Regions from separate parts of the Homo sapiens genome. Here regions 2, 3 and 4 are each linked to region 1. The links are chromatin contacts, found by Hi-C or POLR2A ChIA-PET in ENCODE. All regions are on one chromosome and are shown on one strand. Each heading gives the region's core, a stretch centred on a gene start or an enhancer-like site at or near the end of the contact. The rest is flanking DNA. Distances are from core to core; before and after follow the strand shown. Region 1 holds the start of LOC105374939 (a long non-coding RNA gene). Region 2 overlaps TBC1D7-LOC100130357 (TBC1D7-LOC100130357 readthrough). Region 3 overlaps GFOD1 (Gfo/Idh/MocA-like oxidoreductase domain containing 1). Region 4 has its middle 440 kb from the start of LINC01108.

What was found. A loop is a pair of places that touch in the nucleus more often than their neighbours do. ChIA-PET counts read pairs that join two places held with the same protein, here RNA polymerase II (POLR2A). Pooled maps may share reads with other maps.
Region 2: a map with no recorded cell type shows a loop between it and region 1 (17-fold over the local background). The contact joins two enhancer-like sites. A Hi-C loop is called at or near these places in 8 of 37 single-sample maps with no recorded cell type and 5 of 50 pooled maps. POLR2A ChIA-PET finds 5 or more read pairs at or near these places in 1 of 52 experiments (activated B cell).
Region 3: a pooled map shows a loop between it and region 1 (6-fold over the local background). The contact joins two enhancer-like sites. A Hi-C loop is called at or near these places in 2 of 37 single-sample maps with no recorded cell type and 4 of 50 pooled maps.
Region 4: a loop to region 1 is called in a map with no recorded cell type, with 3 times the contacts of the local background. The contact joins two enhancer-like sites. A Hi-C loop is called at or near these places in 2 of 37 single-sample maps with no recorded cell type and 3 of 50 pooled maps. POLR2A ChIA-PET finds 5 or more read pairs at or near these places in 1 of 52 experiments (T-cell).

What each region holds. Positions count from the first base shown.
Region 1 is chr6:14,091,944-14,098,695 of GRCh38, forward strand. LOC105374939 (a long non-coding RNA gene) reads left to right here and starts at 6,691. Exons shown (of 3, transcript XR_926500.3): 1 at 6,691-6,752. RefSeq lists enhancers at 2,392-2,521, 3,415-3,544 and a cis regulatory region at 3,393-3,893. Within about 2 kb of position 2,353, at least 8 of the 41 ENCODE cell types and tissues checked have a DNase peak (open chromatin) inside an H3K27ac peak, as active enhancers do.
Region 2 is chr6:13,300,828-13,307,579 of GRCh38, forward strand. It overlaps TBC1D7-LOC100130357 (TBC1D7-LOC100130357 readthrough), which reads right to left. Exons shown (of 9, transcript NM_001318809.2): 7 at 5,571-5,700; 8 at 4,235-4,360. The coding sequence ends at 4,274. TBC1D7 (TBC1 domain family member 7) reads right to left here. Exons shown (of 8, transcript NM_016495.6): 7 at 5,571-5,700; 8 at 4,124-4,360. The coding sequence ends at 4,274. Among named protein-coding and RNA genes, the nearest start is that of TBC1D7, 24 kb to the right of the region's middle. RefSeq lists enhancers at 2,274-2,323, 6,414-6,752. Within about 2 kb of position 3,049, at least 33 of the 41 ENCODE cell types and tissues checked have a DNase peak (open chromatin) inside an H3K27ac peak, as active enhancers do.
Region 3 is chr6:13,352,135-13,358,886 of GRCh38, forward strand. It overlaps GFOD1 (Gfo/Idh/MocA-like oxidoreductase domain containing 1), which reads right to left. Exons shown (of 2, transcript NM_018988.4): 2 at 5,696-6,752. It overlaps LOC105374936 (a long non-coding RNA gene), which reads left to right. Exons shown (of 3, transcript XR_926496.3): 2 at 395-465; 3 at 1,487-1,606. Among named protein-coding and RNA genes, the nearest start is that of TBC1D7-LOC100130357, 27 kb to the left of the region's middle. RefSeq lists a silencer at 3,482-3,571. Within about 2 kb of position 3,462, at least 12 of the 41 ENCODE cell types and tissues checked have a DNase peak (open chromatin) inside an H3K27ac peak, as active enhancers do.
Region 4 is chr6:14,726,117-14,732,868 of GRCh38, forward strand. No RefSeq gene overlaps it. Among named protein-coding and RNA genes, the nearest start is that of LINC01108, 440 kb to the left of the region's middle. RefSeq lists enhancers at 4,311-5,510, 6,733-6,752. Within about 2 kb of position 2,601, at least 12 of the 41 ENCODE cell types and tissues checked have a DNase peak (open chromatin) inside an H3K27ac peak, as active enhancers do.

The DNA.
Region 1 (6,752 bases), core at 1,103-3,602:
CTGAATTTCTTCCTTATATCACCCAGTTTGATTGCTCTTTTCACTAAATTTGTTCCCAAATGACTTTTTCTGTTTCCAAAATCGTATTCATTCCCAAAGGACAAAGAGTTGCTGCCTTTAATAATATATTTTTTTAAATGGCTTTGAAGGAAATCATAAAAAGATTTTCAGCACAGTTTTGACCACTGGCAATTCTTTGGAATAAATGAATAAGGTGGCTGATTTGAAGGAACAAGATTCACTTTGACGTATAATTTCTGGAATATTGCAAAATCAGTTGTGGTGCTTTGATAGCTATGCCCATACTTGGAAGGAAAGCAGGCTTATCCCATTGTTCTTTTGGTGTTTTTTTGAACTCCAGATCAATATAACATGCGATTGTAGTAATCTGACCAGTCATCTGGAAAGTTCCAGTATATGAAAAGTAGATTTGTATTTAAAAAAAAAAAAACACCCTTTCATTGAATGCTTTAATATAAAACAAACCTTCCTGACTTGTTTTATAAAAAGAGGAACTATACTACATTTGAAACTAAACTGTGGGAAAAAAAATGTGGTTCTGAAGAATATTCTCTGGTCTTAAATAGAGAATATGAAAATCAAATATGATCAGCTGTCATACACAAAAGTGTATTTTATTAATAAAAATGAAACAGAGCACTGTAAAATAGGAAGTAAACATTAGCTTTACACAAGGTTTTGCTTCATAGTCCTTTTAAACTTAATCTTCGCCAAAGGCTGAGAAGCGATTCACAGGCCTTTTAAATAGGTGGCTTCACTATCTCTCACTTATTTCTATTGATGTATTTTGGCTGGGAAAGAGAAATGCTTATATTCAATATCTATGGAATTGAGAATTTGAATATTATCTTTATCAAAAAAGATAAGGCATATGACATTGAGTATTAATAGATCAGAAATATTTATTTGATTGACAACTCAGTTACTTTTGCTTCTCCAATGGACACTCCATAAATATTCGAATGCGTCTTATGTCTACTGTGTGCATAGCCTTATGCTAATTCCATGAATGCAATGGTGATGTGTTTCCAGCTAACATCTGGAAGCCTTATTCTGCCAAAGATGAGAGATCACGGTACAGAATGTTCCTAATAAGAGTATTTTATTATCCATCCTGTACTCGCATGGTCCCTGTTCTCAATGACTTTATAGTCTTGTTGATAAGGTTTCAAACATGCAAGTATTGAGTAATATGTCAGACTGACTTCTAGAAAACGTTTTATTGACTATGATCAGGGGCCCAAATATAGGACACCAAAAAGAAGGATTTAGGGTGGACAAGTTGTAGAGAAGCTAAAGGAACCAAGGAAGGTGTCACAAAAGAGGTGGTTTGAGGAGTGTGTGATGCAAGGATAGGGTAATAATTCATCTCTAGTCTAAATCAGACCTTATTTTGGCAATTTTATTAGTCATCAACTACCGCAATAATGTATAACAAATAATGCCCCAAGTCTCACTGGCTGACGCCACAAACATTCATTTTTTTATTCACAGGTCTGTGGATTGGCAGGGACTCAGCTGATCTTGGCTGGGCTCCACTGGGCATGGCTCCAGGCTCCAGGTCTACTTTGGGCCTGCTTTATATATTTTGTTCTGGAACTGGCACCACCTGGGGCATAGTCTTCTTACGGTGATGGCGGAAATACAACAGGCCAAGTCAAATCATGCAAGCACATTTAAAGCCTCTTTTACATCATTTCCACTAGCGTCTGTTATTCAAGGCAAAGCCTGTGGCTGAGCCAAGCTTCCATGGGGTGAGGAAAAACACTGCACTCATTCTAGTGAGAGCCACTGCAAAGTCACATGGCAAAGGTCACGGGTGTAGAATTCTGTAACAGAGAGAGAGTGAAGAATGGGAAACAAAAATTCAATGTACCCCAGTCACATTTTTGAAAAAAATAGTGGAAAAATTGCAAACAGTATAGATTAAAAAAACAACAACAACAAAACCTGCACAGTACAGGAACCAAGTGAAGAATGTAGGTGGAGATAATTGTGTTTAGCTGGCCTGAAATGAAAAGACTAATAGTCACTTCCACCACTATCTTTGAGTTTGCAAGTTTGTGAGGGGCCTAATGCTGACTAGTGGACCCTCCTGGCTGAAAAAAAAAAGACAGTAGACTGGAGTTAAATGAGAACTCAAGTTGCGAGAAAAATCTTCCCTCTTTGGGAGATAAAGCCCTGGCAGCAAGAACTGAAGGAGGTAGAGTACTATTTCTGCATCTTCAGGGAGAGCTGCAAGGAGAGGGAGCTGTGTCTTGTCTCACTGAGGTGCCTGGACAAGATGAACATTTCAGGTCTTTTTCAGTTCTAGGTTTCTATGATGTCAGTGCTACTTCCCTTTCCAAAACCCCACAGTGGCCAGGCATCACAGTGCCACAAGTGAAAAGACCCATGACTGCCTTTATAAGTAAGTTCTTCTTTTGGTTTCTCTGGCAGGAGGCAGATGGAGGAGGAGAGAAAGGCCAGAGGTCTGTTTTGGGGTTGTTGTCTCTGGTTGTCTAAGTCATGCCAAGACACCACCCCTTGGAGCCTGGTTCCTGACATCCGGCAGCATGGCATACTTGAAGGGCATGATGTGGGGATAACAACAGAGCCCTGGCTGAGTCCGGTGGCTCACGCCTGTAATCCCAGCACTTTGGGAGGCCGAGGCAGGCGGATCACCTGAGGTCAGGAGTTTGAGACCAGCCTGGTCCACGTGACAAAACCCTGTCTCTACTGAAAATACAAAAAAAGTTTGCCGGGCATGGTGGCACACACACACACACGCACGCACACACACACACACATGCCCCCATAAGCATCCCAGTATTTGGAAGCAATCAGTTGATTTTTTTTCTTTTTAGAATTCAGTTTGGTGTTATAGGGACACTGCTAGCCTCAGGCAGTGCCGCAAGAGCAGATCAAGGCTCTGATTAAAAAATTCCTCAGTTGCTCCCAGCTGGAGATGTCTGCTTACAAAGCCCTTACAAAGAAATGTTTTTCAATAGGCAACATTCTCTGGTCTGGCCCCACCAAGGAAGTACAGCAGGAAATCTCACAGGCATCCCGATTGCCATTGCCCTCCTGCTCCCAGACACACACTTGGCCCCAACTGGCCTCTGACATGCTCCATGGGGAGCAAAATGGACTTGCTCCATTTTATCCATTGCTCTGGGCTCCACGGTGTTAAGCATGATGGCTTGGAAACTCTATATACCCAGTAAATGAATGCTTGTTGAATAACTTAATGAACACACCCCATGTCAGCCTATCTCCTCAATGCACATCCGCCAGCCACCTCAGCTCAGGCACCTCGCTGATTTTCAAAACATGGGCTAAAAGCTACCATAGGGCATCTAATTATACCTTCTGGTGTAGAAGGTGTTCTCTCATAGGAGGCCTTAGCCAAGTTTGAGAACAAGGACTTTGTATGGAATGAGCTGCATAATGGACAGCACTGGCTGGACCAGCCATTGGGGGTGTCTCTGGCTGAAATTTAACAAAGTTTCCATAGACCTTTTACCAGATTTACTGAGAATGTTGATTTCCTCTATTAAAGCTTAAACGTCAATTCAGGGGAATTTCCCCATAAATGTTGTGAGACTAAACGTGGCTTCTTGTGGGTTCCACATGGGAGCTCACCAGGATGTTGCCCAGCCTTTGTAAAGGTCTGCCTGGTTTCCTGTACCTAGTGGTCAACGTCAGCAGCTGTACCTGTGCCCAGCATTGGGAGGCTCGTCCTCGGCCCTCACCCGGCCATAGGCAGTCAACATCACTAGTTCTCCCCTGCTTAGCACCCAGTGGCTGCCTTTTTGGCCTCTAAACTTGCTTCCCTGTGTTCTTGATCCCTGAAGCTCACCACTGGTCCACCTGCCAATTACTCACTTTAATCTTATCAGAGTAGATACCCAGGTTTTACATTTCACCCAACAGAACTTGAGTCCTAATTCTCATTTCCTTCCTTTCATCCATGAGCTTTACATGGGAATTTGCATTTACAGTTATGCCTGTGAATTCAGAGGCCTCCCCTGGACCAGGCGGTCATGTGCTGAGTGAGGCGGGTGACCAGCTTGGAAGCCAGGGCGGGAAGTTCGCATGGCCCTCTGGGTGAATCCTTTGCTTCCCTGCTTTGGAAGACAGCTGGCTGCAGAGCAAGAGTTCTCTTGTGTGAGGCCCATGGCAGTGTCGGACCCTAAATGGCCATTGGAACACACCCCCAGGTTTCTAGCTGCACTGGGTAGGGGTGGGTGAAGGAGAACTGAGGGCGCGTCAGCCTCTCCTGCCTGGACAAAAAGGCATGTAGGTCACAGTTCTCCCCAGGTGTTCTCAAGTCTTGCTTGTTTGTTGTCAAGAGAAGGCAGAATTCTGCCTTGAAAAAAACCTCTGTGATGGCCATTTAAACAGCCTGTGGATTGTTTCCAGGCCTGAGCACTGCTGGAGGAGGATGCTGGCTTACAGAGGCCTCTCCAAAGCATCAGTCTTTGGACTCCCAGGAGCACTATTATTAGCCTCCCTTCACATTCAGAAGGCGCCCACCCACAAGAGTGGGTGGATATCAGGGTCTGGGCCCACATCTTCTGACTCCAAGTCTGTGTATCTTGCTACCATGCAGCTGATTTCCCAGTTGCTGAGTTTTCTCTGTGCACATCTTGATGGCTGATACCTGTAATAACAGAAACTTCGTTCAACTCTCATAAACCCTGAGTCTGGAGGTCTGGGACATATTAGGCCATACGAGGGGGCTTAGCTTGCTTTCTGTCTCTTTCTCTTCCACCTGGAACATAAGTTGTCCCCTAGGTGAAGGCCGTCTGCCACACTGACTGTGTAATCTGAACTTGGAGCCAGAGGTTCTGAGTCTTAGCGCCGCCCTTGCTATTATCTTCCAGCATGATTTTTGGGCTTGTGCTTTCACTCTACTGAGACTCAGATTCCACACCAATAATAGAGAGATTTGAACTAATGTATCCATTGAGATGGTTTGAATGCATGTTACAGAAAACCTAACTCAAGCAGGCATAGGCAAGAACTTGAAATAATTAGTTCATGCAATTCATTAAAAAGGGCAGGGGCTTGATCCAGGGGCTTGAACAATATTTCAGGAACTGGTCTGTTCCCCTCTTAGCATTGCTCTCTTCCTTCCATTTCGGCTTCATTTCAAGGCTCCACATGATGCCAAGAGGGCTGCTGGTTACTCCAGGTCTACTACCTCCCAGATGCTAGTGCAAGGAAAAAGAGGAAGATGGCCTCTAACAGTGGCAGCTAAAGGCTATGAAAAATCACTGACTCAGTTGTGTTAAGCGCCCACCCCTAGGCCAGGCCCCATGGCCAGAGAAATGTGGTACTCCGAATGGACAGGACTGTCACATGCCCACCCCACATATGGGTGGGGCCCATGAAACACACATGGGAAAAGGATGTGGGATGCGTGCTTTCCCCCCAAAAAAGCAGGGCATGGTTGCCCAAAGAATGGCAAATAGGTACTGGGTGTTAAGCTTCATTACTGATTTAATTTTATTGTTTGCCAGGTAGAATGTGAACATGCTTTCAAAAGTCAAAACAATATAGAAAAGCATGCTCAGGCTGGGCCCAGTGGCTCATGCCTGTAATCCCAGCACTTTGGGAGGCCGAGGCAGGCAGATCACCTGAGGTCAGGAGTTCGAGACTAGCCTGGCCAACATGGTGAAACCTCATCTCTACTAAAAGTACAAAAATTAGCTGGGTGTGGTGGCCAGTGCCTGTAATCCCGGCTACTCGGGAGGCTGAGGCAGGAGAATTGCTTGAACCTGGGAGGCAGAGGTTGCAGTGAGCCAAGATCTACCACTGCACTCCAGTCTGGGCAATAAAAGTGAAACTCTGTCGAAAGAAAGAAAGAAAGAGAGAGAGAGAGAGAGAGAGAGAGGAAGGAAGGAAGGAAGGAAGGAAGGAAGGAAGGAAGGAAGGAAGGGAGGGAGGGAGGGAGGGAGGGAGGGAGGGAATTAAAAAGAAAAGCGTGCTTTTTCCATCCTATTCCCTCATACTCCTTAGAGGAAAACAACTACAAGATTTTTTGGATTTTTCTTCCCATGTTTCTTTTTGTAGAGAGAAGCTCAAGAAGCTTGTCTTTGTAGAGACAATATGGGTGGATCACGAGGTCAGGAGATCGAGACCATCCTAGCTAACACGGTGAAACCCTGTCTCTACTAAAAATACAAAAACAAAAAATTAGCTGGGCATGGTGGTGGGCGCCTGTAGTTCCAGCTACTCGGGAGGCTGAGGCAGGAGAATGGTGTGAACCCGGGAGGCGGAACTTGCATTGAGCCGAGATCGCGCCACTGCACTCCAGCCTGGGCGACAGAGCGAGACTCCGTCTCCCCCCCAAAAAAAAGAATACTCAAGTCTCATTATTTCCCTTCTTTCTTCACAAAAGATATCCCACTCTATATACTCTTTTGTACCTTGCCTTTTCACTTAACAGCGTCTCCTGGAAATCATTCCATATCATTTCACAGGGATCTTCCGCATACTTTTTATATCTGCTTAGTACCTCATTGCATGTGTGTACCATATTTTATTCAAGTACTCTATACTTAGGCATTTAGGTAGCTTCCAATATTTTGCAATTATAAAAAATTGCTGCAATGAATAACCTTGGGCATTTGTATTTTTACGTAGTGGAAGGGATATATTTGGGGCAAATTTACAGAAGTGGAATTGCTGAGTGGAAGGGTACATGCATACGTGGTTTTGTTAGATGTTGCTGAGTTCATCTC
Region 2 (6,752 bases), core at 1,799-4,298, 790 kb before region 1:
AGAGCAGAGTTCATTCCTTCCACCAGGACACAGCAGGAAGGCACCATCTATGAACCACACAGAGGGCCCTCGCCAGACACTGAATCTGCCAGTGCCTCGGGTGTGCTAAAGGCAGCCCCTGGCTTCAAGAATCTTGCATCTTAGAGGGAAACCACATGGAACACTTAATAAAAGTTCAAGACAACCGAACAAGAGACTTCCAAACAATTATTGCTAAATGAGTGGTCCCTGAAATGTTACAGAAGCTCAGAGTTAGGAAAATGCACTTTGAGCTTGGCAGTTAACAAATTTTCAGAGAAGGCAGAGCTGAGTTAGGCCTCCAAGCATACGGTAGATTCAAACAGAGACAGTGCCTAGCCACACTCTTGCAAATGATGCTCTTGAAAATATTAAATATCCAGAGTTCCATGCTTCTAAAAGTGCTTTCACAGCCAACTCATGTGATGCTCACAAGCACGCTGGGGAGGGAGGGATGTCACAGAATCACTGTTTGATGATGGGGAAACCAAGACACAGACTGAGTGATTGGCTTGGTTTGCAAAACTAGTGAGTGGGGCAGATGCTCATGCCCCCTGCCCGGTCCAAGGCTCTTCCTGTCACCTCTTCCATTACTAAGTGAAGGGGACACAGAATCACACATCTCACAGCAATTCTACCCTTCCTCTGGAGCTTCTGGACAGACTCAGTCCACCTTCTCCCTGGTGTGGCAGCACAGGAGTTGAGAGTTTCTACTAAAGATGTCTGGAACAAAACATCTATCTGTTAAATATGTCTTCCCTGCATGCTTGTACACTCCGAGAGGGCAGATACCATGTCTTGTTCAGCAATTAAGCTCAGTACCTGGCCCATAATTAAGACTGTATTCACATATATTTTGTGATTGAATGAAAACAAATAAAAAGACAAATGAACCAAACATATCGGTCAGAGGAGGGAGAAACGGGAGGTGGGAATGCAGGCCCACTGCGGTATAGCGTGCAGCCACCTGATGTTTAGGAGTGAATCTTCCAAAGCTTCTCCTCTTTGCTGCCCCCCTCTCAAATCTTCTTAGTATTATGTCCAGAGGGCAGGCAGAAGCAGGGAAAAGAGAGATGCTAAAATGTCCAGCAAGCACCAGCTTGCTACTTATTAAGACTCTAGGAAAGGATGATGGAGAAGACCAGGAAGTGACTCTGTGATAAAGCCAGTGCTTAGCGTGAGCTCTGGCAGTCCCGAGTGCCTGCCATGTAAGTTCCTGGTAAACTGCAAAGGAAAACCTCAGTATTAGGTATGAGTTGGAGATGTGAACCTTAAGCGCTTGCTATGACATTCAATTTGGAGTTGTGCTTAGGATGAGCTTCTAGGATTCTTGTGTGTCCTTCTCTGATGACATTCTCCAACTCCCTTTGTCATTGTCCTGGAGTAAAATCAGCCCCTGGGAGGGGGCTCCCCTTATGGGGAGTTATCACCTCATCTAGAAACTGTCCACTCACTTTTTAACCTCCCCAAGGCAAGGCTGACAGAGGGACCAAAGTGGAAAGGGCGACTGGTCGGGAAAGCCATGAAAGGCCAGCACCCCCACCGTGGTCCCCCAGAAATCACTACCACCCTCTGTTCTCCACACCGCCATCCATCACCCCTCCCTCCTACTCAAACTGGTGCCAGCTCTGGAGGAACATCAGCTGATCTAGGAGCCACGGCTTGTGCCAAGAGCCACGGACAGTTTCATTTGGCACACAGTCTCAAGGAGAAACGGCTCTTTGTTTTCACCAACAGAGGAGATGCCACCAACTCCTGCTCCCCAAATTCCCACACTCCTTTCCCTCTCTGTCAAGGGCAGAGGAAAGCACCTTCTGGCCCTTCTAGACCCAAAACACCCAGCTAAAGACAAAGGCTGCTGACCTTATGTGACCCGGGCAGATTCACTGTCCACACCCCACACCCCTCACCAGGCTCCCCAAAGGCTGCCTTGGCTGGAGAACTTGGGATGTCACTCTGCTGCTTACGGTCACAGAGCTCGAGCAGGCGCTGTCACTTGGGCCATGTGAGCCAGTGACTCATTTTAGGATCTGGTCCTGGGCATCTAAGCTCTTTGCTTACCCTCCTCATCCCCACTGGCTTCCCTCCAGGTTCTTCATTTTCAGACAGAAAACACCAAAACCTTGAGTCACCATAGGGACGTGATAACCACATGACAGGAAACTTATGCAATTCAAGACAGGGCAAGTGCCTGTCATACCCAGAGCTACAGTGCAAGAAGGTCCTCGGAGCTCCTTCAGCGCATCATATGATTTCAGTGTTGCCTCATAATTTTCAGGCGAACTTTCCATTAACAAAGAAAGTGCTTCATTCTCATGAACCCTGACCTCATTTCCTGAAACAGCCTTGACACACAAGCCTGTGTACACACAATCCTCTACACAATTATACCTCGACGCAATCCATCCATTCGATTTGTCAGCAGGCCAAAGCCACACCCCCAACACACACACACTCTCCAACCTTCCTCGGCCTTCCTTTCTCCTGGCCAAGAGGACTGAGATCTTCTCTCATCTGTGTTTAAGGCAAATCTCTAGACGGGAAAGAGCAGAAACTAAATTTGATCATGTTAAATTCCAGCTTTCCAAGGGCGAGGAAGAATCTCACATTTTAGCCGCAATAGTCTGTGACAGGAACCGTGGGTTGTAATATATGAAGGAAAAATTCTGCAGTATCCTGACAAAATGTTTTGAAGAAAAGGCATATGGATGTATTTTTATCAGGAACTGCGCTCCTCACCCAAGACAGCAGGCACAAACATTTTCAAAACACTCAGCTCTCAGCAAAGTGAAATTCTGCTATGAAGCGAAACTGGATGCTCATCCTCTCCATCCACCACTTTCTCAGGATGGGCCTTAAAAAAATCATTCCGCCAATCAGTGTTTTAATAAAAACTCTCAGATTGACTAACTTCAAGAAAAAATCGCCGCCCCACACCCTACAGCCAGAAAGGTTTTACCAAACTGGGTTTGACAGAATATACTTGCAGAATATTTATTTTTAGATCTCTCAGCAGTACAGTAAGAGTCTTTCGTTTCAGATCAGCTGGCCTCCAGCCAAAGCAGCGAAGTCAGAGGAACTTCAGCCCCTAAGCCTTCCTGCTCCCTAAGAGTACCAGCGCTCCTGCCTGGCTCCGGCATAAATGGTTGGCAATAAGTCATTTTTTATTAAAATTTTAACTCTAGGCAGCAATTTTGCTTTAAAAGGTTTTTCTTTGGAGTGCATTTTTATTTTAAAAAATTAAATACTCTTGGATATGTTAGTATTCAGAAGCAGCAGATTTCAACAGCTCACACTTTCTCTGAACTTTTTTTCAACAGATATTTCACACACTAAGGAGGGCCTGAATTCTCAGAATTGTACCTCTATAAGTTCATAGCTGCCCTCGTCTTTTAGGGGGTGGGTGGAAAATCCAACTCACCACTCAGGCTCTTGCAGGTCTGAAGGCTAAACCGGTGTGAAACAAAGGGTCCCCTTTCACTCACTACTCCCAAAGCCGGGAACTATCCAGTGAAGAGTGGCCATGCCATTTACGTGGCACAAGGTGGCCCAGGGGTGATGAGCTGTTCACCTTCACCGGCCATTTCTCTCACTGCTTTAGTGCGTGGCACAGTGCACCCTAACATCCCACATTTAACACCCCATCAAGAAAAATGTGAGTGCAGCAAAATATCCAACAAGTACTTGCTCCTAGGAGCAATTCAAACACATTTTGTTCAATAATGGTTTCATTCCAACTGGCCCAAAGAGAAAAAAGAGTAAGGAATTGTTTAAAGCCTGTTTAGCAAGATGAAGCCTCAGAAGGCAGTTGGCTTGGATTTAAACACGTATTGCATCAACAAAAGCCAAATCTGAGGTGTCAACAAAAGGAAGTCACTCTTATTCTAGAAACAGACCTTGAAAGTAACTAGCTTGGTGCTAATTAGAGACAGGCAGGGCAGGCTTAGTTATGCACTGCTGGTTAACACACCCACTCACCCTGACTAAACCGCTTTAAAATCAGGGAGCTATTTTCTAACAACCCTTTTGAAATGCTATTCAGAGATGAACTTTACATTTCTATGTAACTGCAAGATGCTGCTCGCCAACACAGCAACACCAGGCATTTCAATTAAATAATTTTATTGGGGGAAAAAAACCACTTTGAGCACCAAAGCAAGAAAAGTGTATTATTCAATCAGTTTCCCAGATCACATGCCAAGAACACAATGCTCACTGTGGTGCCTGGCAGACGGTCCACAACCAGCGGGTGCGTTCAGCTTGAATGGACCGGGGTCCCACAGTGTTTGTGCCACAAGTCAATGGCCTTGCTCACGATCGCGTCTGAGCTGTCCTGGGGAATCTGTGGGCAAGCAAATCAGTCTTTGTGAAATTTCAGTGTTGACAACTTCAGTGTCTTCCCTCATTCGCTGTGGCATGAAATCCACTTCCATGGGAGTTTGCACTGTTTTTCAGAAAGTGACAGCATAAAAGACTTGCGTCACATGCTACCTGAGGACATGAAAGGGCTCCAGTGTCAGCCTGCCTGGGTTCAAATCCTGCACTGCTCACTAACTGTGCACCCCCGGGCAGGTTACCTAAGCTACCTGGGTTTCAGATCCCCATCTCTAAAATGGGGGAAATGATAGCCTGACTTCACAGAGCTGTTCACAGTAGGACATGAGGTAACCCATGGAAAATACTTAGCACAGGCTTCGCACTGCTAGCCACCTCTGGTTATAATGATGATTATTCATTTATTCAACGCATATTGACTCAGTACTTTATTATAATTTACCAGGCCATTTTTCAAATGTTAATACTATTTTAAAAATGAATAGATTTTGGATTCTGTGAAAATCATTCAGGCATAAGTCTCTTTAATCCTACTTCTTGCCTGGTAAAGGGTATTCCAAGATACATAGCGAGGGAAAAGTTAATTTCATTACCATTGCCTTTTTCAGCAATATACTAGGTTAATACTGTATATTAATAAACCCAACTGGGACTACACCAGAGACAGTAACAGAAATGAAATGGCTTACAAAATCCTCCAAAATACAGAACCCCTTTTGAACTGACAAAAATTACTCATTGTAAAATGACAGATCCCACCTATTCCTTTTCCTGACATGCCTGCTGATAGTCACATGGAGGATGAGACTCTGGTTCTAAGTGGACACATTCACGAGATGGTCTCAGACCATCATTTCCCAAAGACAGGATGCAAACTAACCCTCAGGCCAACTTTAGGCCAAACTTTTTCAGGGAAAAGTGTTTCTTATAATGTAAAAATACACTGTATGATTTCTCTGAAATAATCTAATGTAACAGGAAAATCTCACTTGCTAAAGTGACTTCATTTCTAGATTCAAAATCAAATCAAATTATTATTTCTCTTAAATAATTTCCCTAAAATAATCATTATTATAATTATTCTCTGAAACATTCTAAGGTATTATTTCTCTAAAATCATGTAATTATTTCTCTGAAATAATCTAATGTAACAGGAAAATCTGACTTGCTAAGGTAACTTCATTTCCAGATTCAAAATCAAATCAAAGCACACTTACATTTTCCAGAAACTTTGTTATCTTCTCTGCACTGTTCAGTGCCATAACTTTTATTTTAAAGGTTAATAAAATTTCGACAGCTACAAAAACTAGGATCTTACAGGATCCACTCACAACTTTATCCCAAACCCTACAAAAATAAGGAGATATAATCAAATTATATGAGTTTCAGAATTATGTTTAGCCTAGACATCTCAAATTACAAAATAAAATCAAATTGCTCCAATTTTATGTAAAAGCTTCAAAGAACAACTTTTATGAAATAATCACCAAAACAACAACAAAATACAGAAGCCATTTGAAATCTATTCTAGATACAATCAGCACTAGAAGGAGAAAGGAAAGTTTACTAAAAATTACTGCTCCACTAGGAATCTACCAAAATCATATTCCCTCATGTTGTGAACCTGACATTTCTGAGGAAGAAAAAGAAAATCCTAAACTAATGGTTTATATTCTGCTAATATGCCATAATGCTAATATAATTATAGCCTACTAAGGGACAACAAAAGATGTATATGAAATGGGATAAATTCAATTTCATTGCCAGTGATTCTGGGGACAGACTCCTTAAACTTCTCCAAGGGCGTAAGGAGCCAGTTACTGATCTATAACCACTCTAAAATAATAATTCTGATCATTCCTGTAACTCCTAAAAGTTGGTATTCTACTTCATACACTTAGTTACATATTATCTTATAATGTTCTCTGTGTATTGCACTGTTCAGTGCCATAACTTATTTTAAGAGTTACTGTTCTACTACATCACAAAGTCTTAATGGGTGGCACCTGGACTCCGAAATACCCAGACATGTCTGAAACTGACTGGAAGAACTTAGTCAAATCTTTGACTGCTTTCAGCTTCTTTAAAGATATCATGATGAAACTAACACTAAGATTTCTACTGGAGGAAGATTTGTCACATTTCTGGAAAAAAGGGGCTGACGCTTATATAAACTCATGGAGACCATTTGAGGTGTGACTGCTTCACAGCATCTAACGCACTGAGGGCCCTTAATTTTTCTAATTGTATATTCAAGAATAAGCAGAATCATGTGCTGTTACGGTAGCTGCTGGAGGACTGAGCTTCAAATTACTGTATTGTTCTAAAGCAAATTTATAATCTGAGGGATGACCACATGAAAGGCCAGAACTCTGCTCTAACGCCAAGCCTTCAATATG
Region 3 (6,752 bases), core at 2,212-4,711, 740 kb before region 1:
TTGGCCTCCCAAAGTGCTGGGATTACAAGTGTGAGCCACCATGCCCGGCCGAATACATATTTTAAATTATAATTTTTTAATGCAGATTTCATTCAGTAAAGCCATTGAAAAAGAATGAGATTGTTCTGTGCTGATGTGGAGAGATGTTAAAAATCCTTATTTTTTAAAAAAAGGATTTTTTTTAAAAAAATATACGTATATACGTGTATACATAGAGATACACGTATATACGTGTATACATAGAGATACACGTATATACGTGTATACATATAGATACACACACATACATATATATATATATACACACACACACGTACATACATATTCCATTGCTTCTGTCCCTCTAAAGAACCCTGACTAATACACCCTCTCACAGTGTAATGACCTTTGCCAGGTTATGCCACAGCAAGAAGACTCTCACCAGATGCCAGTGCCATGCTGTTGGACTTCCCAGCCTCCAGAACTGTAAGAAATGAATCTCTGTTCTTTATAAATTACCCAGCCTCAGGTATTCAGTTACAGTAACACAAAACAGACTAAGAAATGTATCTTTGGCAATCTGGTGAAGCTAATGACCAATTTTGGGAATAATGGCCCCCCTCCCTGCCCAATAAGGTTTTTTTAAAAGAAATTATTTTTATTACTATTATTTTTGAGACAGGGTCTTGCTTTTTCACCTAGGCTGGAGTGCAGTGGCACGATCATAGTTTGCTGTAACCTCAAACTCCTGGGCTTGAGCAATCCTCCCACCTCCACCTTCTGAGTAGCTGGGACTATAGGCACACACCACCATGTTTGGCTAATTTTTAAATGTTTTTTATAGAGATGGGATCTGGCTATGTTGTCCAGGCTGATCTCAATCTCTTGGCCTCAAGGGATCCTCCTGTCTTGGTCTCCAATAAAGTTTTTAAGTGTGCAAAACAGTATGCATATAATTACAAAATAATAAATTATATTGATGTATCGTTCTCCAAATTTAAAAAAATTATCAATAAAACAATGTATAAGCCTTTCATTGAAGTATTAAATAACAAAAGCTGGTTGTGGTCTACTGGTTTCCATAATCTCAGAGAAGTAATGACTATAAATGCCACTTCAAGATATCGCAAAACCAATAATGAGATCTGAAAATAGATGTGAAGCCTAGGCAAGATGGTAAGACCTCGTCTCTACAAAACATTTTTAAAAACATTAGCTAGGCATGGGTCCACATTGGTAGTCCCAGCTACTTAAGAGGCTGAAGCAGCAGAGTTGCTTGAGAGCAGGAGTTTGAGGCTGCAGTGAGCTGTGTTTGCACCACTGCACTCCTACAGAGCAAGACCCTCATCTCAAAAAAAAAAAAAAGATGAAAATAGATGTGATTTCTATTGGTGATAAAGACACAGATATTGCTTACACAATTGTGATTTGTTGTCATAATCAAAGAAAATACTGAATTTCACTTAGAGTTAGTGAAAATAAAGATGCATTTTTTTCCCCACCTAAGTTCAGAGACACCCCTGCCCCCAGATTCATACTCCAGGCTGGGAGCCACTGGCATAACTGACGGATGAAAAGAAGAGAAGAATGGACACAGAGAGATTGGAGGTGGAGAATGAGAGCAGGCTTGTAAGGAATGAGATCCAGCATTAGAAGGGAGAGATGTATCTTTCCCTGTGACTTGGTTTCCCCATTCAAGGAAGAGGAAGTAGGTGGGTACAGCATATATTAGGTCATCAGGAAAGCAGGTAAGGAAGCTTTCCTCAGATGGCCTCAGAGTGAATGAATGGATGAATGAAAGCAAGAGGTTGTTTTAAGCAAGTAAGGGAGAAACCCGGATGTTACAGGAAACCTAAGGAGAGAAGTTCCGGAACTGATCTGAGGACTGAGCCAGGGAGTCCAGGAGAGCAGAGGCCAGGGGCTAGATGGAGTGGGTGAGCATCCATTTCTGCTGGCCAGGCTGGTTCACCTGGGGACTTTCTTCAGAAATTCTGTGCTGCAGGAGGAGACAGCAGATTGAAGTGACAGCCTAGTGGGTGGATTCTTTGAAAGCTGAGGAGGAGTGAGAAGCCTTGTGCGTGCGTCAAAAATAAATAAATAAATAAATAAATAAAGGCTAAATGGTAGATTTCTGAGTGGAGAGTGTGTTTGAAGGGGCCCAGGGAGGGGACTAACACATGGTGAAATGGCAGATGCTGAATCCTTGAAGACTTCAGGTTCAGGGGATTTGCAAATCGCAAACGCAACAAGAAAGGACGAGGGGATCCAAGGTGCACTCGGGGTCTTAAGGATGTTGCTCATTTAACACAATTGTTGGCATTAAAGAATTTCCAGGAAATGTCAACAGTTGGGTAGCTTTGAACAGCCCTAAAAGTGACTCAGCCAGATGGTTCCTGTAAGAATTCCTCCCTCATTCCTCCTTGTCTGCCGTCCTCCTCCTCATACAAGCTGTTTCCAGAGTGCAGATTAAGGCTTGTCAGCCAAAGAGGAACCCTACTTCAGATATCTCAGGCAACATTTACTTATCTTCACAAGCTTCCTTATTTTAAGTGCAGAGCCCTCTGACCTTTCGCTGTTTGTTCCCCTTCATCTAATTTACCCTACGTGAACTACCGCTTTTCCTGCTCCCTTCTCCTTCCCTTGCTGGTCCATTAATGCCAGCTCCTTCCTCTCTTTTTTTCTCTCCATCCTTTCTTCTCTCCTGTTTCCTCAGGGAGATGTCGAGTTTTAGCACTTCACAGCCGGAGTGATACAGAGCTGCTCTTTCCAGGCTAGCTCTGTCTTTTGCTTCATGGCAGAAACTTGAGTGTCAAGTCCGGATCCCTTGGCCTAGAACTCTGAAGAGTCAGCCTCATTTGTTAGTTCCGAGACAGACAGCTTTGGGAAGCTGAGAAAGCGCAGATCCTGGTCTTGCTCCTCTCCCTGGAGTTTCACTAGCTCTCAGGCCTGCTTGGCCTTTGCTTCTGAGGAGTCTGGAGTGATTTGCCATTCCCACAGGCGCCTCAAATAGCCTATGTCTGACTTAAATCTGATCTAGACCCTTTCATCCTTCCTACAAGGGAGTTAATGACATAGGGAATTTCAACACTGAGCCTGAACCTGTGGGGTCTGTGCACATGACCTGCACATCAGGTGCAGCCCCTCAGGCCTTCCTAGGGTCCCTCCTTCCCAGGGCATTGATGGCCAATGATGAGCAGGTCAGAGACAAAGGGGCATACATACACATGTATTCCAGACTGTTGTTCTAGGATTGAGTCCCTTCAATGAGCGAGAAATGAATTAATCTATAATTGCCCAAGAAGGCTTCTAAAAGTGACTTAATCTTTCGCTTTCATTCATGGCTGAAGAGAAGCAGTTAAGGTGATTAGAATCTGTATAAAATCAGGAAAGAAAGGTGTTTCTATAATTAGAATGACATTTTAGAGGAAGTCCAACAACCAGCTTAGGTAGTTTATCTTACAGAGTTGTGGTTGGACCACAGCAATGCTACAAAAGCTGTCACAGCTCAAGTCATCGTTCAGGAATTTACCCAGCAGATGTAGACTCAGAGATAGGATTCAAAAGGGAGCCTCAACTTGAATGCACAAGGCAAAGGATTTTGAATAGCTTCCATTTGCATCAGTTTTTTGTAGCAGTCTTGGCTTAAGTAAATTGTAACACTGCGCTTCTGGCGGTGACTTGGCATAAACTCTGTGAAGTGATGTGCCTTCTTCATCTCTATCATCTAGACTTCTTGGACAACATTCCCTGCAGGGGCCATTACTACTGCCAAATGCATAAGGGCTGGGGTGGAGGAGTGAGGGCGCCAAGCCCAGGGGATATCTAGGCAGAGGGATCTTTCCTGCTTAAGCAAAAGTTAGGTAAATAAGGGTCAATAACATGGTAGCCTATGAATTAGAGTGAGGTGAAGTTATTTTTGTTTTCATTTCTATACAGAGTTGTGCATACATCATGTATCTGTAATTCATTCTTACAGTAATTGTAAGTCATTTCATTTTTTAGATCGAGTCACCCAGGCTTGTCACAACAGGTGCTAAAAATGCACAAGATAAAAGAAGCAAGAAGTGAAACCGGAAAATGGTTCTGTGAATCAGGGAGGTGGGGTGTATAGACAGACATCAGAGGACACCCAGGTTTCTCTTCATTTCACCAGTAAAGAGCAACCTGAATGACTTACCATGCAATTATATCTGTTCTTTTTAAGCAACAGTTCAGAGACTATGAAAGCAGCGCTGATCATATCATGTGGTTTACTAGGAGGCATATAATCGCAGGTTTACAAAGCAAGAAATGGGACTAAATTGAGACAAACCAACATCACAAAGAGAATCCAAAATCCATGAAAGAAGAACTAGCTCCTAGATTTAAAATTTATATAACTGGTTAGGAGATTCGAGTTTTCATTGAGGGTTGGTTCTCAAGTCACATTGCTGAAAGAAACTTAGGGGAATGGATGCCATCGTGATGACACTTCACATTTGGGTGGATGGTGCTTTTAGTTTTGACAAAGCACTCTCCTTTTTGGCCTTATTTAGAACTGCTGTTAGATTTACTGCAGAATCATGTGGTATGAGAATGTCATATGTTCAAGACAATAATCTATGTGGATACAGGGGGTTGCTACAATGTTATCATAATAGATGGACTGAATTCTGGATGTATTTATATCAGGACCTGCTCATGAAGGAGTGAATGAGATTTCAGATTTTGCAGTATTAATTCTTATTTTTAAGTGAAGGGGAAACCATAGACCAGAAGGAACATTCATGAGCATTCTCTAAGACTCAGCAAAAGATAGAAAGGAAAGGCCAGCCCCTCCATAAAACACTCTATGTCATGCAAATTTGAAATTAGGCTGAGCTCAATCTGCGATGGTTGCCCTTAAACACTGCTAAGAAGGAAGTAAGCAAAGACGCTCTTTTAAATGGTCAGTGCTGGGCACAGTGGCTCATGCCTGTAATCCCAGCACTTTGGGAGGCTGAGGCACGCAGATCGCTTGAGTCCAGGAGTTCGAGACCAGCCTGGGCAACATGATGAAACCCCATCTCTACAAAATACAGAAAAAAAAAAATTAGCTGGGCGTGGTGGCATGTGCCTGTAATCCCAGCAACCCAAGAGCCTAAAGTGGTAGGATCGCTTGAGCCACAGGAGGTAGAGGGTGCAGTGAGCTGTGATCATGCCACTGCTCTCCAGCCTGGGTGACAGAGTAAGATCCTGTATCAAAAAAAAAAAAAAATTGTTTTTCAGTGCTTGGTGTGAAGTATTAGGTTACAGTGTTAAAATACTAGAGAATTCTAGAGAATTCTAAAATTTGCTCCCCCAATCTAAGAGCTATGTTCTCATCCTCTTGTTGTCTACACTAGCTTTGGTTGTCCACACTAGCTTTGGACACACAAACACATACCCAGAGGCCATAGGTAGGTTACTTGCCTTTCATTTTCACATTTCCAAAATGAGGGTTTGAACCAGATGGCTTTGAAGTGCCTCCAGTTCCCACACGCGTTGGTTTTCAATCAAAATTGTAGGTCTGTTGATTTCCATTGTTCAGCTTCATGGATGCTGACTCATGAACAGCCTCCCCCAGCACACACACAAACACCACAGGCACCCACACCCCTCTACCTTGGATGCACCCATTCATGCTTCAGATCCCACAAACTGATCAGGCGCCTATATTGAGAGCAGCAGGGTGTAAAAAACAGGCAAAGAGCTGGAATTGTATTTTCTTTTAAATCTTTATTTATCCTTTTCATTCCTTTATCCCACCAATGCAAATTGCGGAGAACAGCTGGAAGCCACGTCAGAGCGGCACAGGCCAGCTGGCTGAGTGATGCTGACCGCTGGCTCCGAGCATCGAGCATCGCAGAGATCACAACGGGCATCAGCTCTGGAGCTCCTAGCGGCAGGCACAGGGCTGCTGGAGGCCCGCAGGGAGGGCCGCCTCCCAGCTTCCACAGTAGTTTGGCCTTAAAAACACTAAGAACAGTTGCATTCATTGTCTTTTTTTTTCTTCTTTTTTTCCTTTAATAATAAAAAAGAAAACCAAAACCTCCTATAATTTATAAGCTATGTTTGACTATCTACATTATATAGAAAATATAGACTCTGTTTACTTTATAACACACATCTTTTTCCCTTGATAAATAACTCTTTAAAATATCTAGTATACATGCCTTGACTTCTTATATATATAAGTTTGGTTTTATACATATACATACATATATACTCATGTTTGTAAAACACAATAAATATATACTCGACAATGACAGCCAAACAAATGCCATTTTGGTTAAAAAACACAACAACAACAATAAAAAGCAGATGAAGTACTATAAAAGCACCAGGCAGCAGACAGAAAGTCACATTTGCTAGAAACTTCTCCCTCCCCTGGGCAAGGCACAGGGCAGAATACTAAATACGTCCAGGTGCCTGAAAGAGAAGGAAGGCAGCAAAGGAATGGGTCAGATCACAAGCTTTTGTTTTGTTTCTTAGCCTGGGATTAGACCAAGAATCACAAGTAAGTCATTGCGTTTATAAGGAAAAACCAAGGGGCTCATTCAACAGCTTAGCCCTTGTGGTGGCTGCAGGGGACAGTAGAGACCTGGAAGGGGAAGGAGAGAGACAGTGACCTGGTGACAACTCCATGACTATTGTCTAGCCCCTGCCTACATCTGCCCAGGCAAGCTTTTGATTGCCACACTAAGCATCAAGCCATTGCATATAATATGTTCTTTTCATGACTCTATTCACTGCTGGTGTAAACAGAAAGGAGT
Region 4 (6,752 bases), core at 1,351-3,850, 630 kb after region 1:
GGTGATACACTGAACAGGCAGAAGGCCTCTGAATACCTGGTTATTAAGGACTCCTTTAACCTCAGTCTCCCACAAATTAGGGGGAAAAGCATTTATCTTTGTGCAAAATGAACTATTCCCACAGACTGGGCACAGTGGCTCACGTCTGTAAATCTAGCACTTTGGGAGGCTGAAGGTGGGAGCATCACTTGAGCTCAAGAGTTTGAGACCAAGAGCAGCTTGGGCAACATAATGAGACCCCATCTCTACAAAATAAAAATAATTTTTTTAAATAGCTAGGTGTGGTGATGTGGGCCTGTCGTCTCAGTTGCTCAGGAGACTGAGGTGGAAACATCTCTTGAGCCCAGGAGTTCAAGGCTGCAGTGAGCTATGTTGCACCACTGCATGCCAGCCTAAGTGACAGAGCAAGACCCTGTCTCAAAAATAAAAATAAGTAAATAAATAAATTCCTCCCCCTCTATTCAGTGAACTCTCAAGTTTCCACCATGGATTGTGGTGTCACACTCCATCCTGCCCCATTTGCTCTAGATTCCCAACAACGGGCACATACAGAGTACAGACCACCATCCTCACTATTGCCACCACCTCAATCCACGTGTCAGGCTCCCTCTAATGCCATCCAGGAGGCTGGTCAGGAGGAAATGGTCCAGGTGAAAAGGATTCCAGAATAGTGAGCTGCTACAGCAAATGATATAGTAATTCCTCCAAAACTAAAGATACAATTACCATATGATCCAGCAATCCCACTTTTAGGTATACACCCAAAAGAATGGAAAGGTGCATAAGGGTAATTTGTACACCCATGTTCAAAGCAGCATTATTTGCAGGAGCCAAAAGGTGGCAGTGACCCAAGAGTCCCTGGATGGATGAATGAGTAAACTAAATGTGGTACACATGTACAGTGGAATATTATTCAGCCTTAAAAAGGAAGGGAATTCTGACACATGCCATGACATGGATGAACCTTGAGGACATTACGCTCAGTGAAATAAAACGGTCTCAAAAAGACAAATATGGCATGATTCTACTTCTGTGAGGTACCTACAGTAGTCAAATTCAGAAAGACAGAAAGTAGAATGGTAGTTACCGGGTATGGGGGTGGAGGGAAATAGGGAGTTGCTGTTTAATGGGTATTGAGTTTCCGTTTTTCAAGATGAAAGAGCTCTGGGGATGGATGGTGGTGATCATTGCGCAACAATCTGTACTTAACACTGCTGAGCTGCACACTTAAAAATGATTACAATGATTAATTTTATGTTATGTATATTTTACCACAATTTTTTTAAAAAGGATGCCAGAATCTTGCATGTCCTTCTCTGGAGCCAAGAGCATTGCACAGCCAGCCCGCCCGGGTTCTCTAAAGTTCAACTTCAGCAGGCCAGCCCAGGGCATACTCAAAATCTTCCCATGGGCAAATCTCTTCCAGCCAATGGGAACCTTTCAAAATCTACATTTCCATAGCCACATAATTAAGAACTAAATCTCACTCCCAATCACGTTGTAGAATTGTTTTAGATATAACAAGGTGTCCACCTAGGTAGAACTTTAAGAAGTTTCCAGTGGCGGTAATGTTCTGTTTCTTAATCTAGGTGATGGTTACGTGAGCATATTCACTTAGTAATAATTCATAGAGCTGTACACTTAGGATTTGTACACTTTTTAGTTAGACTTCATTTTCAGACCTGTTTTGCTATTTCTTGCATTATTCATGGCGTCTCACAAGATGACAAATTCTCAAAGTCCTCACAGAGCCTAGCAGGGTGCTAGGCTTCTAGCAGGAGCATGAGTTATGTCTATTGACACCATTAAAATTTGGAGATCTGGGGAGTATCAGAGAGAGAAAGACAGTGCACAGGGCACTGGGATAGTTTTGCAATGTCCTTCTACATCAGGGAACCAAAAGCATTCTGACCCCAAAGCTGCAGGTCAATAACGCAACCAACTTCATCAGCACAGGCCAGTAGAAAGAGGAAACTCAGCTGTGCTGCTGATAACCCATGTCTTAGGAAAATAACCCTTCTGATTTTAAAAAGATAGTTACGTGCATACACACACCCCAAAAGCTCGACTCTAGCCTCAACATGAGAGGAATTAATGTGATGGGATAAAAGTTAGTGCCTATTTTAAGAGGCAGTGACAACTAAAATAGATTGCAGATGGCAAGCTCTTCTGAACCCTGTAATAAGTCTATGATGGCCCATTCTCCAGGAAGCCAAAGTTGGAGCCAGAACTCCATGGTGTTGGAAATGCTGACAGCAATCATTTACTCCAAGAAACACAAGGGCTGGCCCTGAAGCGGAAGTGCTGGAGAAAAGCACCCCCGAAGGGTTGTGATGGACCCCCTCAAAAAAGGCCACAGTGGGAGGGATCAGTTTGATCTCCAATTGGAGTAGTCCTTTGAACTCTGACGCTAAGCTTTAGTGCAATGTGGTGCATTGGGGGTTGTTTCCATTTCAGCTGTTTCTCCATATGCCAGAGAGGAGAGTCGTGCCTGGCAGGCCTGGGCCAGCAATATCTAGAACACAGGCCTGGCTCCAGGAGAAGCCAGAAGCCTCCCCTCCTCCATCATGGTCCCTCTGTATGTGGGCAGAGAAGGAGGAGGGGGATCAAGGATCCAGGAGGAGGATTTGGTGCCAGGGAGATGACTAAGGTCTGACGCAATCACCACACGCATGTGGGACTCGTGAGATAAACAGATCTGGAGGGGGAACCAGTGCTCCAGGCTTGACCTTGGGGTGCCTCCCAGCCCCCATCTCGGTCCCTAGGCCCATTTAAGATGGAAGGTGAACCAAGATGCCCTGAGTTCTCATTTTTCTCTCTCTTGCTGGTTTTCTCTTGTTTGACAAATCGAACCGAACCCCAAAGGAAAAAAATGGGAAGGAGGGAGGAGGACTCCTTCCCATGCAGATTTATGGCATTCTGGATGCAGCTTGCATTTGTCAGGCCAAAATGGTTAGGGTGGGCTAATAGAGTAGAATTACAGCTTCCTATAATAGGGAAAGTTAAATAGACAAGCTTTCCTACCCTGAAGAGAACGAGGCAGAGGTCAGTGCTACTGGCTTTGAACATGAATGGCCCCTTCCCCTCGGTTCCCTTTCACATGTGGCCTGGCAACAGTAGCAGACAGATGCGACACAAAGCCAGACACACCTGATTAACCATGAATACAACAGCTGTCGTTTCCCCACCACCACAGATACCCACACCCTCGTTCTTTCCGCTTAGTTTTTTCCCTTTCTTTCAGCTAAGCGTGAGGAAATCAAACCTACCATTAAAACTCAAGTTAGTGGGAGGGTGTCAGCAGCCGGGCCTTTGTTTCTCTGCTCACAGACATGTAATAGGTACCTTCAGGGTTGTCCTTTCATCTGAAAATGCGTTGTGGTCTCCCGCTGAGGGCTCAGTCAGCTCAAAACCTGAGCCCCCAGAAAGGCCAGCAGAGGGTGGGGGAAGATGAAGGTGGCCTGAATGGGGACGGAGAAAGTGGACTTTTCTGGGGCACCTGAGTTTGTCTCTCTTCTCCTCTCTCCTCCTTTCCATCCGCTTGCCTCCATCCAACTACCACTCCCTGCTGCTAAAAACATCCACCCTTAAGATGGACTGGCTGTTCTGAATTTATCAAGAGGAAGTGGAACTCAACGTAGCATTGTCTTTCTGCAGCTTGCTTATTTCACTCTATTCTGAGCTGGTCTTAACAAAGAAGAATCAGGTCAGGTGGCTTTAGGGGTTTTTCTATTTGCCTCTCTTAGGTAGACAAATCCTTGAGTTCAAGTTAACTTCCAAGACCTTGCAAATCAAACACAGGAGGGAATCTAAGTGTTGAACTGCAAATGATTTCTAACGACATGAACAAAATGTAATGTGACTATATGAGCTTCCGGAAACCTACAGAATGGTAATTACAGCCCAGAGTATGAATCTTGATTTTTCTTCAGGTGTTCTTTTTCGTATTGTTTTGTTTTGCTGGGCAATCTCAAATTAACCATTTGACCTCTGTAAGCCTACATTTCTACTGCTTAAAATGGTTCTCTCTTTTGTCAAAAAGTCCCTGAAGCTATTACAAAGAGACTAATAAAAACGATCAGAAATCTCTTTGCAAACACTAAAACTTATAATAATAGGATGGATAACTGGGTAACTTAATCTCATAAAAAGTCAACAATATCCCTTATTTTCTCACATAAATGAAAACATAAAGGAATAATTCAGGCTCTCATTTGAAGTCTCATGGTTTCTAATGAAGGCCCAGGTCCACTGTATACTTCTGCCTTCTACTAAGAACTCATGGAGATTTCCCACTCAAGATAATCAGGAAGAGGAAGTATAATGGAAATGTCTAGGAAATTTGGTGTCAGGTAACAGAGAAGTCCCCAGCATCACATTTGTGTAGGACATTGGAATTTGTTCTAGAACACAAAAGTATCCTCCGGTGGTTGGTAACTTTAGACTCATCTTCTAGCCAATTAGAGAACAGTCATATCCACTATCAAATCAACCCAGAGGTCCCATCTCAGAATAATGTGAAAAGGCCCTGTTCACTTTGCCGTCGAAACCATCTCACAACTCTTCTCCTAGTATCCAAATTTCTCTTTCTCTTGCTTCACAGAACTCACGGTTTAAGCAGAGCAAGCCTGTCTGTTTTCAATTCTTAACTTTTCACACATGGCAAACGAGTGGAACTTCTGAGCACTGCGATCATCTGGCTGATGAACAAGCTGTTTTCCATTTCTGGCAACAAATACTTCTGGCTTATCGTGACGGGATGAAAAGGGATGAAAATATACTCTGGTTGGATATTGTTGATAACATTTGTCATCTTTGCAGCTAAAAAAAGCTGGCTTAAAATTTTTTCCTTTGGTGTTGCAGAAAAATGGCAAAAGAAGCGACATCACCGTTGAGTTGCCAATTAAATTGCATTCCTAAATGAAGTAGGTTAGTGAGATCTTTTCCATAAGAAACGCAATGTCACATCCTGAGATAAAGTAAGGACTGGACCAGGAGGCAAGGTCTGTGGGGCCTGGGCCTGGGGCTCCACTGGTGCACGTGGTGTCTTTTAAAGGCTCGCTTTACATGTCTGAACCTGTCTCCCTCTGTATTCCCTTGCTAGGGCCGCCATAATAAACACCACAAACTGGGTGGCTTATACAACAGAAATGGATTTCCTCACTCTTCTGGAGGCTAGAAGTTTGAGAGGTGTCAGCAGAATTGGTTTATTCTGAAGCCTCTCTCCTTGTTGTAGAGAGTCATTTTCTCCCTGTGCCCTCACACAGTCTTCCCTCTGTGTTTGTCTGTGTCCTCATCTTCTCTTCTTACGAGGACACCAGTCAGATTGGATTAGGGCCCACCTTAATCATCATCTTGGAGTCTAAAAAACCAGTGAAGAAAAAGAGGAGTCATGGTTACCAATGTTTCAGGCTAAAGTTGCTTTAGTTCCAGTCTCTCATTTTACAAATGAAGAGACGGAGGCCTCAAGACTCGCCCAAGGTCGTCAGTGATAAGCTGAGACTACAGAGGATGTCACCATGGAAAACAGGTAGACAGTTTCCAGCTCTGATCTGTGCAGCCTTTGTGCAATATGTTGAGGTAAGAGGGTAGAAGACAATAAGGTCTTGTATCATTTTTTAAAATTGGAAAAAGGTCAAGTTTCTGAAAGTGAAGACCTTTGAAAAATATACTTTAGAAGGCACAGAGCAGGAAATGTGTGGTGTGAAGCTCTGGGCTCACCACAATGTATGATGGGCTGTATTCCTTTGCTAGGGCTGCCTTTACAAAGTAACATAGATTGGGGGGCTTAAAACAACAACCGTTTATGTTCTCACACTTTTGGAGGCTTGAGTTCTGACATCAAGGTGTCAGGCACTTGCTCCCTCAGAAATCTGTAGAAGAGAACCCTTTCTTTGTTTCTTCTAGCTTCTGGTGTCTGCTGGCAACGTTTGGACTACAAATGCATTATTCTGTGAAAGGAAAATAAATCTCAGGACCCCAAAATCACTAAGCCAAAGGGAAAAGTCAAGCTGGAAACTTCTTAGAGCAAAACTGCCTCCCATTCTATTCTTTAAAAGATAGCTACTAAGATAAAAGAGCTACGTACCTCCCTTACAATTTGTCCACAAGGAATTTCCTTGCCTCCTTTGGGAAGGCTAATCAGAAACTCAAAAGAATGCAACCGTTTGTCTCTTATCTACCTATGACCTGAAAGCCCCCTCCCTGCTTTGAGTTGTCCAGCCCTTCCAGACCAAACCAATGTACATCTTACATATATTGATTGATGTCTCATGTCTCCCTAAAATGTACAAAACCAGGCTGTACTCCGACCACACTGGGCACATGTTGTCAGGATCTCCTGAGGCTGTGTCACAGGCAAGTCCTTCACTTTGGCAAAATAAACCCTAAATTGACTGAGACCTGTCTCAGATGTTTGGGGTTCACAATTCCAATCTCTGCCTCTGTTATCATATGGCATTCTTTCTGTATGTCTCTGTCTCAGTGTCTAAAGTTCCCTTTTAAGGACACCAGTTATATTGGATTAAGGGCCCATCCTACCCCGATATGACCTTGTCTTAACTGATTACATCTGTAATGACCTTATTTCCAAATGAGGTCACATTTCAAGGTACTGGGGGTGGGGACTTCAACATATCTTTCTAGGGGACACAGTTCAACCCATAACACATGCATCCTGCAGAGCTTCCTGCTCTCCCTGGAGCCTACGGTCATGAGCTGCTGACCCTCCCTCACTTCCCAGACATTGCCAG